Regions from separate parts of the Homo sapiens genome. Here region 2 is linked to region 1. Evidence: read pairs that join two places in POLR2A ChIA-PET (ENCODE). Cell type or tissue: endothelial cell of umbilical vein. All regions are shown on one strand.

Evidence for each region. ChIA-PET counts read pairs that join two places held together with the same protein. Peaks named below come from ENCODE experiments on the same cell type or tissue, not always from the same donor. Only the 100,000 strongest peaks of a DNase experiment are listed, where the experiment ranks them.
Region 2: POLR2A ChIA-PET joins it to region 1 with 5 read pairs; 3 of 35 experiments call an interaction of 5 or more read pairs at or near these places.

Annotation. Positions count from the first base shown.
Region 1 is chr11:109,033,578-109,041,577 of GRCh38, forward strand. No RefSeq gene overlaps it. Among named protein-coding and RNA genes, the nearest start is that of DDX10, 370 kb to the left of the region's middle. In endothelial cell of umbilical vein, no CTCF peak of the experiment used is centred here; DNase peaks (open chromatin) are centred at 284, 914 and 4,984; H3K27ac peaks cover 2,721 bases.
Region 2 is chr11:109,136,228-109,144,227 of GRCh38, forward strand. No RefSeq gene overlaps it. Among named protein-coding and RNA genes, the nearest start is that of C11orf87, 280 kb to the right of the region's middle. In endothelial cell of umbilical vein, no CTCF peak of the experiment used is centred here; no DNase peak of the experiment used is centred here.

The sequences.
Region 1 (8,000 bases):
TCTTCAGGTCTTTGAGGAGTCACCACACTATCTTCCACAATGGCTGAACTAATTTACACTACATTATCTGTGTATAAGTGTTCCTTTTTCTCCACAACCTCACCAGCATCCACTATTTTTTGACTTTTTAATAATAGTCATTCTGACTGGTGTGAGATGGTATCTCATTGTGGTTTTGATTTGCATTTTCTAAAGATCAGTGACATTGTCTTAACAATGCACTTGATCATGTGCCAGGTTGGAGATGCTTAGTGTGCATGCTCACTGCTCTGCCAAAGTCATGCTCTGCCAAAATCATACTCTACCACTGGTGAGTCAGAGGCTCCATTTTCTTATAGGGGAAGCAATACAATTGCTATTAATTTATAATTTTGAAGAACAACCTTTGGGAACTGCATGGTTTTACTTGTTCTTCTTGAGCAAGCCAGCCAAGGGAAGAGACTTTGATGGTGCTAAGAAGGGACATACAAATTACCTAAGAAATTTTACAGCTAGAAAGAACCCTAGAGACTCCAGTCTGACCCTCGTATTTTACAGATGTATGTGTCAGTTGAAATACTTTGGCTATGAATAACAGAAAACCCACCAACCTTGTTTTCCATCCTAAGGACATGAGTTATTTACTTAACAAGAAGTCTGGAGGATGTTATAGTCTAGTTCATTGGCTCAGTGATACCCCCTCAACGATGCAGGTTCTTCCAATCTTTCTTCTCTGTTATGTGTGTGTGGCAACATCCAAGCCTCACATCTTCCATGAAAAGGTGTAAAGGAGAAATCAAGAGAGTATCTGGGGGTGGTGAGAGAGTAGTTTCCTCTTATGTCTGTTTTCCAAGGATGATATGCATCTAGAATCCCCCCACATGACTTGTCCACACATCTCACAGGAACCTGACCCCAAAGATGGCTAGGAAAGTGTGAATCAGCATTTGTAGCCTCTGTAGTGGGATATGATCAGAGGGGAAGGAAATGCCTGATGGGTGACAAACCATTGATATCTGGCTGATGGAGAAACTGAGCTCCAAGGAACAACAGGATTTTTCTGAGACCACGTAGCCTGTTGGAGCTAGGGCTAACATCTAGATTTTCAGTTGAGTATTCAAAATGGGCAACTGAGTATGTGGAATTTCTGCACCACAGTATCTCTTTGTCCCATTAGATCCATGGAGATCATATGGCCTGATTTTTGGCTGATCAAGGTCCCAGAGCTATAATTCAGAGTCTGATTCTTGACAGAGCAAAATGGCCTTGGTGGCCAAGAGACTGAATTTTTCCTTTTGTATCTTAACTTCCAGGCTAAGTTACCAGGGCAGTTACTTTGGCCATCAAAAGCAAATGCTAATGTTTCTCTGTCAGAATTCATCTTTTGCAAGTCGTTGGTGATTTTATATTGGTCAAAGAACAAAAGAAAAATATTTGAGTCTTTAATTCTCTTAAGACAAGCTATTTTAGAAATCCCCAGGAAAGTCAGGTAGGGAAAGATCAATAACTGTTTCCTGGACTCAGAGCAGAAGATGGTTTATTTATGCGCCTGGGATGTTGTTGAGTGCATGCTCGATACCCAAGCCTGTGGTCACATGGACATAGATAACATCAAGCAGTGAATTATTAAAACCAAAAGGGACTGACTTCATTCACGTCTCCTCTTGTGTTGATGCAGCAAAAAGCAACTTCTACTCTTGACTTCCTTGAAAAACTTTCCAGAGCTGTGATTTGGAATTACTTTTGTGAAAGATCTTAAGTTTAATATAGGTCAAACCCATCACATAACAATAATAGAATTCCTGGGAGAGTGTGCGTAAATGCTGTTTGGAAAAAAATCACATGATATTTTAATTGCACTGGAGAAGCAGGCAAGTTAAAGTAACCTTGAAAACCAATCTTTTGAAAGAGAAAACTCATGTTGCAATGCCATTTGTAATGCTAATAAGCTCTACCCTACATATCTGTTTAATATGTGATATGCTAAGTTGGGGTTTCTGGAAGTCCTTTGGTAGTCCTTGGCCCACACTGTGTTTCTATAATATGAATGGGTAGAAGGACATTAGGATACTTATTTTCCTATACCTTGGTGCATGGGATTCTGCCTAACAGCAGATGAAAGGCTGAAAATGTATCAGGAGCTATTGTAATGACTTCCAACATGATTCAGGAGGTACAGAAGAGCATGATGGAAAATTAACATTTGTGTGGAGAATGGAGAGTGCATATAGGTAAATTCTAATTAGTATTCACAGGGACTTTGTGATCCTATGGTCAGATAGTATGGAATGTCTCACACAGGTAGACTTCAAGTATTCATGGGCCTGTGATCATTGCATCTCTCTGTAAGTGAGCAAACTTTGTCCTATTTTAAGTGTATGAGTCTCTCCTCAGGTCTGATATCTATTCTCTGATCCTGCTGACCCTTTCCAAATTTTAGAACTTCATTAGTCTCCGAAGCCTATGCAGTGCAGGCCCTTGTAAGATTTTTATTTGTACTCATTTGCTGATAGAACTTGAACACCCTTCTCAGACTTTTTGACTATGATTCCTAAGCACATTCCAAATGTAGGAATTTTCAGAGAAAGGTGGATGTTTCTAGCATGACTTGTGCCTTTTTATTTGGGATTTTCTGGCATCCCAGGACCCTATTCCTTTGTTTTGGTTAATGGAGAACCAAATTCCTCCCTATTCTTCAAACAACCAAGCCCTTTCAGACCTCAGGGCATTTGTTCATGTTAAGCCTCTGCCTAGAATCCTCTCTACCCCAAACTTCACTGTCAACGGATAAAATGCTTTTGGTTCCAAATATCAGAAAACAAGTAAAGCTGGCTTACATAAAAAAGAGAAAATTTACTAAGAAAATGAGGAGACTCATAAATAACCTAAAAACAGGAATGTATCAGGAACAAGGATCTGGGAGGCAGGAGAGATTAGTTTGTATTTCCTATCTCTCATTTCTCCTTGGTTCTCATCTCTGCACATCCACTTCATTCTTTGCTCTTTGTAAATTGGCTTCTTTGCTCCCTGCTCACATGGTAGAAGACATGGACTCCCCACAGCTCCCGGGTTTATCAGCTATAGATTCAATTATCCAGAGGCTAAGCCTCTTTTTTGGGTTCTAATGTCAAATTCTCAAGGCACTCTGGTTTACTTCATGTCGACAGCCCGTTTCTGGACTGGTCAACCATGTTCAGGGGCCAGGTTCAAGCAGAAGAGATGAAACATATTGTTAATACAATGCCTATGGGCAAGACAGGCAGATTCCAGAGAACAGGGGTGGGGCAAGTCAAAGGATGTCTGCTATACCCCTTTTCCATGCCTGTGAAATGAAAATCTTTCCCTTCTTCCCTACCTCCCTCCCTCCTTCCTTCCTTCCCTCCCTCTTTCCCTCCCTCCTTCCCTCCCTCCTTCCCTCCTTCTCTCCTTCCTGCCTGTCTCAAGAAAAGTCCTAGTTGCTAGTAATACAGCTTAAAATAAATGAATAAACAAACAAACAAACAAACAAACAGAGATGGGGAGGCCAGGCGTGGTGGCTCATGCCTTGTAATCCCAGCACTTTGGGAGGCCAAGGCGGGTGTATCACCTGTGGTGAGGCGTTCAGGACCAGCCTGGCCAACATGGTGAAACCCTGTCTCTAGTAAAAATACAAAAAATTAGCCAGCTTGGTGGCAGATGCCTGTAATCCCAGCTACTTGGGAGGCTGAGGCAGGAGAATAGCTTGAACTCTAGAGGTGGAGGATGCAGTGAGATGAGATTGTGCCACTGCACTCCAGCCTGGCAACAAGAGTGAAACTCTGTCTCAAATAAGTAAATAAATAAATAAATAAATAAATAAATAAATAAAAATAGAGATAGTGTTTTGCTATGTTGGCCAGGTTGGTCTTGAACTCTTGGCCTTAAACAATTCTCCTGCCTCAGCTTCCCAAAGTGCTAGGATTAGAAGCTTGGGCCACTGTGCTCAGCCTAGAAATACAGCTCTGAACAAAACCTGATCCTACCACAGAGATCTTACAGATGAGCAGGAAACATAAGTATATGGAAAACTCTTACTTACCCTTTACTGCCTAGTTCAAATGTCACTCATTTGATAACTCTTCCCTGACCCTCTTTCTGTCCCCAGTTCTTACAAGTTGTTTGGTATTACCTTTTTTTTTCTTTATTTCCTGTGGTTCCATGTACTTACCTCTATTACAGTAATCATATTTCATTCCAGTTTTGTTTCCATGGTTCTGTCTCGGTAGCCTGTACATTCCCAGAGAGAAGAGATGGACTCTGAATTCAGAATAGTTGGTGCAAGGTAGGTGTTCCAGTGAAAGTCTGTTGATTGAAAGAGCTGCTCTTTAGGAAAGAGTGAGGTCAGAGGCCTCTGTTTCTTCCAGGGTGTAAGGCAGATGAGGGGGACCCTACACAGCTACATGTATCAACATAGATGGTTTGACAAGAAGACAGGGTTACCGTGGACACATGACCTATTCAGTATGATCCAAGTTGGAAGGATTAGCCTGCTGCCCACAAGAATGGTAATTGATGTATCTCTCAATAGTTCCAGTGGGAAATGCTTCATAGCTTATTTTTATTACACAAAAGACAGGTCAGACCATTCACCTGGTGGCTTTGTTGAATCTTCAGTTTTCCTCCCTAAAAAGGAGGATTAGGACTGAGGTATCTCCTTTCTGACTACTCCATTATTCATAATTTTCCTTCCCCATCAAGCCCCTCTCTCTGACAAGCTCCAACTGATAGAATCAAGGTTCTTAGCTTATTGAAGGGGAAAATAAGTAAAGTAAAATTCACACAAAGCACTCTTTGAGTGAGTCACAGAACAATTAACAGTACCCAAGTTTGATTTAAATGATAATTTTGTTTTAAATCAGAAGGTTTCTTAAAGTATTTAGCTAGGACTTGTTATGCTTGTCAGAAATGACTCACGGGCCTTTTGGATTTTTGAGTGAATGCCATTGTTAGTTTTCAGTGTTCAACAATGCATAATTGGCACCCCAAAGCCCCATGTTTTTCCTTTTTCCCCTGAGCCAGTTGTGAGCAGTGGGAGGCAGGCCTGTGCTTCTGTTCTCCTGACGTGTCTGCTGTGATGCTGGGTAATTGCCATTATTGCTGGATTGCTCTCTGAGGTACTGGTTGCCAAGGATGTTTGGTGGGGAAGCTTCCACTACATCTGCTTTGGGCATTCTTCTCTGGGTTTTCTTCTTATTCCACATTTTGAGGAGAAAATCAGTGGAAATTTTGCTCTGAATAATTCCCTCCTGCCCTCCCTTTTTGCGGGAAGGTTGATTAAAACAATGACCATGTTAGTTAGCACAAGATTTTCTCTAATCAAGATGTTGTTAGAGGCTGGGCGCGGTGGCTCACACCTGTAATTCCAGCACTTTTGGAGGCCATGGCAGGCAGATCACTTGAGGCCAGGAGTTAGTAACTAGCCTGGCCAACATGGCAAAACCCCATCTGTACTAAAAATACAAAAAAAATTAGCCAGGCGTGGTGGTGCATGCCTGAAATCCCAGCTACTCAGGAGGCTGAGGTGCGAGAATTGCTTGAACCTGGTTTGAAACTGGGATGCAGAGGTTGCAGTGAGCTGAGCGACACTGTACTCCAACCTAGGCTACAGAGCAAGTCTCTGTTTCCAAAAAAAAAAATGCCGTTAGTTCCCTTCTCTGTAAAATGAGGATAATAATGGAACATACTTCACTGGGTTGTTGTAAGGAATAAATGACAAAACACATTGTGTAAAGCATGCATGCTCCACTATCTTGATGTAGAGAAAGACAGAGGAGTCAGGATTCATCCTTCTCCACCTGCCAACTCTCCTGCCACATCCTCCATGGGACTCATAGTCCTGTAAGAAGCCACCTGCCATGGCTGGGGCCACCACTGCTGACCAGTCTCCCATGCTCCAGACTCAAGGTGATCTTATCCCAAATTCAATATCCAAAAAGAAATGGATGACCTTCATATGTATGTGTTTTTAGTCTATTCCCAATGAGCTTTTGCTTCCATTTATCTCTTACTTGAAGTGATCTTTCGTGTTAAACAGTGAGCAATTGCTGAAAAATAAGAGTTAAGAAATCTGGATTCTAATTAACTTTATCACTAATTGTTATGTAAGGTGAGTCACTATTTTTTGGGTAATTGTTATGTAACTGTGAGTCACTTTTTTTTTGGGTAAACAAGGGTGAGAAGATTAATGAAGGCTGTCAAGACCAGTGGAAGAACAAAAGTGAGTTTCCATAACGATACCTTACACATCCAATGTTTTCCTTCCTTTGATTGCATTAAGCCTCGCAAAGGTAGAACAGTTATTTCTCTCTTGCTGTGTGAGATAACTAAGGCACAGAAGAATAGAGTCATTTTCCCATGGCTTGGCTTTGACCTTCCTTCCCCATGCTCCAGTCTTCTGACAGAGTCCTCCTTGCTGTTTAATGTAATAATTGTTTTCTTATGTCTTTCTCCAACCAGAATGAGATCTTCTTGGAGGTAAAATCCCATCTTGTTCATTTTTGTGTTTCTAGTGCCCATTTCAAGGGCACATATTACATGGCCAATAATGTTTGTAGAATGAATGAATGAATGAATGGAAAGAGAGCGAAGACCAAAGACTTGATCCTTAAAAGTTCTCAGGCAACTTTTCTTTATTCCTTTTACACTGTTTCCCACCTCACAGTGACCATAACGTTATTAGCTGAAAAGGAGAAATGGCAAGCTTCAAGGATATACATGGGAAGTGCTAAACCAAGAATATAAATTTTTTTCATTCAGTTTTTTGAAAATGAGAAACATCCAATCTGACATTAATCAGTCACCATAGATGTGCTGTGTGTTGGGCAGTGAGCTTAGTGTTGCAGGCTTGCTGTCTGGCTTGGGAGATCGGAAGAATGTGTGTGAACACATCGCTCAGGGTCAACAGTGAGCACTGACGGTTGTAAGAGCTAGGGGTGGCCACAGGAGGGAGTCTAGTTGGGGATGACCTCATGGAAGAGGCTGAATTGGGCTTGGGCCTCAAAGGGTCAGAGGGAAGTTGCTAGAAAGTGATAATGCAGGCCAGGTGGTGGCTCACACCTGTAAACCCAGCACTTTGGGAGGCCAAGGAAGGTGGATCACTTGAGGTCAGGAGTTTGAGACAGGCCTGGCCAACATGGTGAAATCCCGGCTTTACTAAAAATACAAAAATTAGCTGGGTGTGGACACCTGCACCTGTACTACCGGCTACTGGGAGGCTGAGGCTGGAGAATTGTTTGAATCCGGCAGGCGGAGATTGCAGTGAGCCGATATAGCGCCACTGCACTCCAGCCTGGGTGACAGAGTGAGACTCTGTCTAAAAAAAAAAAATAATACAGAGAGGATTCTAAGACAAGGGAGGCATCAGAGAGGACAGTATAGGGCATGTTTGGGGACTGCTGGGGATGTACACTCTATTGGACTCTCATGGGAAACCCCAGGATCCTTAAGGGGGTGAGAAATTCCCCCAGGTCTTCCACGCCAAGCCAGTCCACTCTCACTCTGTCTAGCGGTCTTAAGATGTGCTTTTTTAACGACTCAAATTACATAATACAGTGGTTCTTTTGTTAGGAGAGTCCCTATTAAAGATTCCATGGGCAAGAAAGAAGAAAGTTGTTTCACCAAAGAAAATGAAAATGATAAATCGGACTGTGCCAAATTTCTCTCTGGATATCCCTTGCTCACCCACTTCCCAGCATGGACATTAGAGTCAGACAAGAAAGACTTGACTTTTTTTTTTGTATCTGTCACTTTCTAGATAAACTTAGTAGTTATTCAACGTCTCTAAGCCTTAGTTTGCTCAGCTATACCACAGAGTAAAGAAAGCTGCCTTGCAAAATTGCTATGAGGATAAAATGCAATGGTATGGGAAAAGTGCTTAGTACACAGTGAGTGTGCAGTAGGTGTGCCCAGCACCATGCTAGATACATTAGGTGCAAACTCAATGCCCAGAGGGACTAGGCAAATGATGTGAATAAATAACAGAGACTATGTGTGTTAGATGGGTA
Region 2 (8,000 bases), 100 kb after region 1:
AAAGTAGGCAGAAAAACCTGAAAAGGAGAAACTGGCCTAGCCTCGCAGCCTACATCTTTCTCTTGTGCTGGATGCTTCCTGCCCTTAAACATCAAACTCCAAGTTCTTCAGTTTTTGGACTCAGACTGGCTCTTCCTGCTCCTCAGCTTGCAGATAGCCTATTGTGGGACCTTGTGATTGTGTAAGTGAATACTTAAAATTAACTCCCCTTTACATATACATCTGTGTATATATATGTCTGTGTATATATGTATATATATGTGTGTATATGTATGTATGTGTATATGTGTATATATGTGTATATATATGTATGTATATATGTATATGTATATATGTGTATATATGTATATATGTATATGTGTATATATGTATATAATAAACTCCCCTTTATACATATTATACACACACCCACATATATATAATAGGATATATATACATATGATAGGAGATTTTATATACAGTGTATCCTATTAGTTCTGTCCCTCTAGAGAATCCTAATACAGTAGCTGTAGTAATGGACATTCTTACCACCAGTGTATGTGGGTTCCCTTTTCTCCACATTCTCATCAGCATTTGTTACTGCCTGTCTTTTGGATATAAGCCATTTTAACTGTGGTGAGACGGTATCTCATTGTAGTTTTGAATTGCATTTCTCTGATGATAAATGTTGTTGAGCCCCTTTTCATATGTCTGTTTGCCATTTCTTTTGAGAAATGTCTATTCAAATCTTTTGCCCATTTTAAAATCTGATTATTAGATTGTTTACTACAGAATTGTTTGAGCTCCCTATATAGTCTGGTTATTAATCCCTTGTCAGATGGGTAGTTTGCCAATATTTTCTACCATTCCGTGGATTGTCTCTTTACTTTGTTGATAGTTTTCTTTGCTGTACAGAAGTTTTTTTAACTTGATTAGATCCCATTTGTCCATTTTTACTTTGGTTGCCTGTGTTTGTGGGGTATTGCTCAAGAAATTTTTGGTCAGACCAGTGTCTTAGAGAGTTTCCCCAATATTGTAGTAGTTCCATAGTTTGAGGTCTTAGATTTAAGTCTATAATCCATTTTAATTTGATTTTTGTATATGGAGAGAGAGAGAGGTCTAGTTGCATTCTTCTGCATATGGATATCCAGTTTTCCCAGTACCATTTATTGAAGAAACTATATTTTCCCAGGCATGTGGGTTTGTTTCTGGCTTCTGTGTTCTGTTCCATTGGTCTGTGTGTCTGGTTTTTTTTTTTTTTTTTTTTTTTTCACCAGTACCATGCTGTTTTGGTTACTGTAGTTCGGTAGCATAATTTGAAGTTAGGTAATGTGATTCTTCTAGTTTTTGGATCTTTTGTGGTTCCATATAAATCTTAGGACTATTTTTTCTATTTATATGATGAATGTCATTGGTATCCTGATAGGGATTGCATTGAATCTGTAGATTGCTTTGGGTAGTATGGACATTTTAACAATATTGATTCTATTCATAAACATGCAGTATCTTTTTATTTTTTGTATTCCTTTCAATTTATTTTTTCAGTGTTGTATAGTATTCATTATAGAGATCTTCCACTTTGTTAATTCCTAGCTATTTAATTTTGTGGCTTTTGTACATGGGATTACTTTTTCAAAACTTATTTTTCACATTATTCATTTTGGCATATAGAAATGCTACTGATTTTTGTATGTTGATTTTTTATCCTGTAGCTTTACTGAATTTGTTTATCAGTTCTAATAGTTTTTGGAGGAGTCTTGAGATTTTTCAAAGTATAAGATCATGTCATTTGCAAACAAGGTTATATGAATTCTTCATTTCCAATTTGATGCCCTTTATTTACTTCTCATGTCTGACTGCTCTAGCTAGGACTTCCAACACTATGTTGAATAACAGTGGTGAAAGTGAGCATCCTTGTCATGTTCCAGATCTTAGAAGAAAGGCTTTCAGTTTTTCCCCATTCAATATGATACTAGCTGTGGATTTGTCATATATGCCTTTTATTATGTTGAGGTATATTTCTCCTATATCCAAGTTTTTGAGGTTGTTATCATGAAGACAGGTTGAATTTTATCAAATGCTTTTTCAGCATGGATTGAAATGATCATATGGTTTTTGTCCTTCATTCTGTTGATATGATGTATCACATTGATTGCTTTAGGTATGTTGAACCATTCTTACATTCCTGGCATAAATCCTGCTTGGCCATGATGAATCATCTTTTTAATGTATTGTGAAATTCATTTTGCTAATATTTTATTAAGGATTTTTGCCTCAATATTTGTCAGAGATACTGGACTTTAGTGTACTTTTTTTTTTTGATGTCTTTGTTTTTGGTATCAGGGTAATACTTCATAGGATGAGTTTGGAAGTATTTCCTCCTCTTTTATTTCTTGGAATAGTTTGAGTAGGATTGGTGTTTGTTCTTAAAGGCTTGCTAGAATTCATTAGTGAGGCCATCAGGTCCCAGGTTTTTCTTCACTAAGAGACTTTTTATTATGGCCTTAATCGCATTACCTGTTATTCATCTGTTCAGGTTTTGGCTTTCTTCCTGGATCAATCTTGGTAGGTTGTATGTGTCTAGGAATTTGTCTATCTCTTCTAGATTTTCCAATTTGTTGGCAAATAGTTGCTCATAGTAACCACTAATCAGCCTTTGAATTTCTGTGGTATCACTTGTAATGTGTTCTCTTTCATCTCTGGTTTTATTTCCTTGGATCTTCTCTCTTTTTTCTTAGTCGCACTAAAGGTTGGTCAATTTTGTTTAATTTTTCAAAAAAAAAAACCTTTTTGTTTCATTGATCTTTTGTATTTTTTCATCGTTTCAATTTCATTTATTTCTGCTCAGATCTTTATTATTTCCTTTCTTCCAATAACTTTGAGTTTGGTTTGTTCTTTTCTAGTTCTTTCAGATGCATCATGAAGTCATTTATTTGAAGTTTTTCTTCTTTTTTGATGTAGACATTTACAGGTATAAACTTCCACTTTAATGATGCTTTTTCTGTATCCCATAGGTTTTGCTATGTTGAATTTCCATTATCATTTGTTTCAAGAATTTTTTCAATTTTCATTGACCCACTGGTCATTCAAGAGCATATTGTTCAATTTCCATGTATTCATATAGTTTTCAAAATTCCTCTTGTTATTGATTTCTAGTTTTATCCCATTGTGGTCAGAGAAAATTCTTGATATTATTTCAATTTTTTGAATGTTTTAAGACTTGTTTTGTAACCTAACATATGGTCTATCCTTGAGAATTATCCATGTGGTGAGGAGAAGAATGTGAGGATGAAAGTTCTGTAAATATTTATGAGATTCATTTGGTCAATAGAGCAGATTAAGTATGATGTTTCTTTGTTAATTTCCTGTCTAGGAGATCTGTCCAGTTCTGAAAATGGGGTATTGAAGTCTCTAGCTATTATTGTGTTGGTGTTTATCTCTCTTTTTAGCTCTAATAATGTTTGCTTTATATGTCTGGGTGCTCCAGTGTTGGGTGCATATGTATTTACAATTGTTATATACTTTTGCTAAATTGACCTCTTTGTCGTTATATAGTGACCATCTTTGTCTCTTCTCATAGTTTTTGTCTTGAAATCTATTTTGTCTGATAAAAGTATAGCTACTGCTTCTCTTTTGTGGTTTCTATTGGCATGGAATATCTTTTTCTATCCCTTTATTTTCAGTTTATTTGTGTCGTTATAGATGAAATGTATTTCTTGTAGGCAACAGGTCATTGGATCTTGTTTGTTTTTAATCCATTTAACCCCTCTGCTTTTTGACTGGAGAGTTTAGTTCACTTACATTCAATGTTGTTATTGGTAAGTAAGGACTTACTCCTGCCATTTTGTTAGTCATTTATTTTTCTTTCTTTCTTTCTTTCTTTCTTTCTTTCTTTCTTTCTTTCTTTCTTTCTTTCTTTCTTTCTTTCCTTCTTTCTTTCTTTCCTTCTTTCTCTTTCTTTCTTTCTCTTTCTTTCCTTTTCTTTCTTTCTCTCTCTCTTTTTCTTTCTTTCTCTTTCTCTTTTTCCCTCTCTGCCCGCCTCCCTCCCTTCCTTCCCTCCCTTCTTCCCTTCCTTCCTTCCTCCCTTCCTTCCTCCCTCTCCTTCCTTCTCTCCCTTTTGTCCCTTTTTTCCCTTTTTCCTTCCTTCCTTCCTTCCTTCCTAGGTGACTTTCTCTGATAATGTGATTTAGTTTCTTGCTTTCTATTTTTTGTATATACATTGTCTGCTTTTTGCTTTGAGGGTACCATGAGGCTTGCAAATAGTATCTTATAACCCATTATTTTAAGCTGATAATGACACTTTTTTGTCAATAAAGAACAAGCACAAAAGAAAAAGAAAACTACAAAACTAATAAAGACTCTACCTCCCTGTGGCCCAGCTGATACCTGAAACCAGCAAGTCTCAGAGTTTCAAGCAAGGCCCTCAACATAGCACCTGGGTATCACTGCTGGTTATTCAAGGGCTCAAGGATTTTTCTGTTACCAGGTAATGAATCTTGCCAGGACTGGGTCCTTTTCTTCAAGGTAGTGGGTTCCCTTCAGGCCCATTTTGTATCTAGAAATGTCTGGGAGCTAGGGGCTTGGAACAGGGGTCTCAGCACCCTGACTGGGGCACTATCCTGCCATGGCTCAGTTGGTATCCAAGATGCAAGACAAAGTCCTTCCCATTCTTCCCTCTCCTCTCCTCAAGCAGAGGAAAGAGGCCTCTTTTGGGGCCATAAGCTGTGTAGCCTGAGGCTAGAGGAGGGGTAATGCCAGCATTCGTTTAGCCACGCTGGCTGGTGGCTAACTTGCATGCCCCCACAGTCCACTGGCTCTGAGCCCAGTTTAGCAGTAGGACTTGCTTAGAGTTTGCAGTCCTTGTGGCCTAGACTACCTTTCAAGTTTATTTAGAGGCCCAGAGCACTTTAGCCTTAAGTTATGAGGCTTGCAGGAAGTTAAGTTCAAATTGCTGGGACTGGCAATTCTCCTCCGGCTAGGTCTGGTTTAAATGCTTCCTCTGTGGGTGGGCATCAGCTGAGTTTGGTATGGTTTTGTTTTCTGCTATAACAAGGCTGCACTGAGTTCAATGCCTCACAATTTCTGTTCTCTCCTTTCCCCAGGGCACAGGAATACTCTGCACCACACTGCTGCTGTGGGCCTGTGGGGAGGGGTGGTGTTGGTGATTCAAGACTTTTTTTTCTACCTCTTCAGTGCCTCTTTCAGTGATAAGAAGTTAAAACCAAGTACTGTGAGTGCTCACCTGATTTTTGGTTCTTATGGAGGTGCTTTTTTTTGTGTGTAGGTAGTTGTTAAATTGATATCCTTGTGGGGAGGATGACTGGTGGAGCTTTCTATACTACCATTTTGCTCTGAACCCAGCTCTATCTCATACTTTTTATTTAAACATTAAAATACTTTAGAACCTTTGGTAAATAGCCACTGGAACCCCTCAAGCATTCCCATTCCTCTTCTCTGGTCCCTTCTTTCTGACCCCCAGAGATCTCCCCAGAATTTAACAACCAACCAGTTAATGCCTGGCATAGCAGGGAGCTGCCAGGACCCTGCATTATAGCCAGTATTGGTTCCAACTGATCAGTATGTCTGCCATACTAGTCAGTATTTGAATATCACCCCTGAAAAGGGGAAATTCAAATATGGAGAGATTAAGTAGATTGTCCGTAGTCACAGTTAGGACTCAAACCCATCTTTTGACTGTTAAGTTGAGTTTTGTTTGCTTGTTTGTTTCACAATACTACCCCATCTTTCAGTGAATGGAATTATACGTAGTGGGTCTTTAGATTTTACATTTTCTCTTTAAACAAAAATTTAAGCTTTATATAGCTTATTTATCAACAGACAATTTAATATACACTCCCAGCTTTAGTAGTGAAAAACTGAATGCTTTTATCAGACAAAAGCAAATAAGAAAAGAATCATCTCCAGACAGTTTGATTCCGACATTCTCAGAATTTGTAGGAGCATTTATGAGGGTGAAAACTAACACACTCTTTATAACGAGTATACTTCTATTCTCATGCATGTCTGATTTGATCCTTTCAACCATCATGTGGACAGAAACACCAACTAGCAGGAGTGTCTCTGAAATTTCTGAGCATTGGAGTGGCTTTACTGATGCCAAGCAGAACCTTTCTGAATGTAGAATTAGGATTAGAGGAAAGAATGCCAAGTCTGGGCAAAGGAAGTGCCTAAAGACAATGCCTAATAGTTACTAAGTCTCAGAAGTAAAAAAGCCTTATAAAGTTTTTAATTCATTTGGGCAAAATGCTTTAAGTGGTAACCATGAACTAGGCTATGGGAGGCTCTGAGGATACAGAGCCAAAAATCAGTTTCTACTCATAATAGATTCAAAAGATAATTGAGAAATAGACCAGTAAAAGTATGTAACTATATACTCTAGTATAGCAGTTTTGGGAACAGAAAGTGAGAGCTAACTATAGAAGAAAAAAGTATTGTCTCGTAGCCCTAAGCACCCTCCTATGGTTGGAATGATCCTTCTGCTTTCCAACATAAAAGTCTAACACTGGATTTTTCCAGGATAAGAGATTTAGTGGGTGGGTGCAGTGACAGAATAAAGAGGTCAGATTATACCAAGTGTTAGCCAAAGAGTGGTTAAGTGTTGGATAACAATGTCTAAGCTGGCTAGGGAAGGATGTGAAGCTGAGAGTTTGGGAGAAAGTGAGGGTTAAATGGCCTGGATGTCTTAATAAAGTCAAAGGTCAGCTGCAGGAAAAATGAGAAATGTTGGCATTCAGGAGTGCAATAGAGGAAAAGATTCAGGGAACACCATGGTAGACAGCTGAGGTGTGGTAGGCTGTTGAAGCAGCTGTGCTTCCGTGGACAACACAGGCTTCAGCTGAGGAATAGTCTGTGAAGAGACTGAGAATATTGTGGAATACAGGAGAGAGGATTAGGAGGAGGGAGACTGGAAGAAGACTGGAATATTATGGTTGCAACTGGAGTGAAGATAGCATAGAGCAGTATGAGAATTAAAGTAAGAAGGCATAAATGATTGGATGGTTGGCAATTTGGAGCAGTAGTCAAGGATGGAAAGGACCCAGAGCTGGCCTCAGCTTTCCAAATGAAGCACCCATTGAGGTTGCTTCAGTGCTCAAGGGATGCATGGATTCGGAATGTAAAGCACATGTCAGGGGATGTTTTTGTTTCAGGTTCCAAATGGAATATGGAACAGAGTGCCAATGTATGTCCATATACATTCTTGTCTACCCAGGCAAGAAAGGATTGCTCTGTTCTCAGAATCCTTACCTTGATTTGAAGAACTAATATTTCTGGGATAAGCTAGCTGAGGCCTATGTAGATTCTTCTCTAGAGGTATACTATCCCAAGTGTGCAGACAATGGAATTAGTTCACAGCATCTTGCCCTCATGTAGGAAGCATCATCAACCATCAACTTAGCAAGCTCGCCTCCCTGCGTTGTTATTGAAAGGATGTGGTTTCTGGGACAGTCCAATTATATGCAGATTCATTTTTATTACAATTTACTTCAAAAATCTAAAAGCTGAAGAAAATGGCTTTTCTGTTAAGAATCCAGGCCTTTGGAGGAGAACATTCTGTTGACTTTAATTTATATTTTTGACCATTACTTGCTTGGTAGGAGGGGCAGTAGTCTGTTCTGTAATAATGCTTTTTTCATTTAGTCCTTCTTTGGAATTCTTTATGTCCCTGATCCTCATAAAAGTGCAGGCTCTAATATCTTACCACTGTGAAGGCTTCTTAACTGCTTCCCTTCCTCCAAAATCTGCCTTCTCCAATCTATCCTAAAGATTATTATATCATATTTTCCCTAAAACATTATGTTTAAAATGTCAATATTCTTTGTAAGCTATCATTGGCTCCCCATTTCCTAAGTGAAATTAACTAGACTTCAACAGCTTTCAAAGTCTTCCACGATATGACCAAACACCTTCCCAACTCAAACTTAGGTTTATCCTTTGTAGGAGCCTACTTTTCTAGCCAAATTGATCTGTTGACTGTCTGTTGTTCAGGTCTATTAACTCAC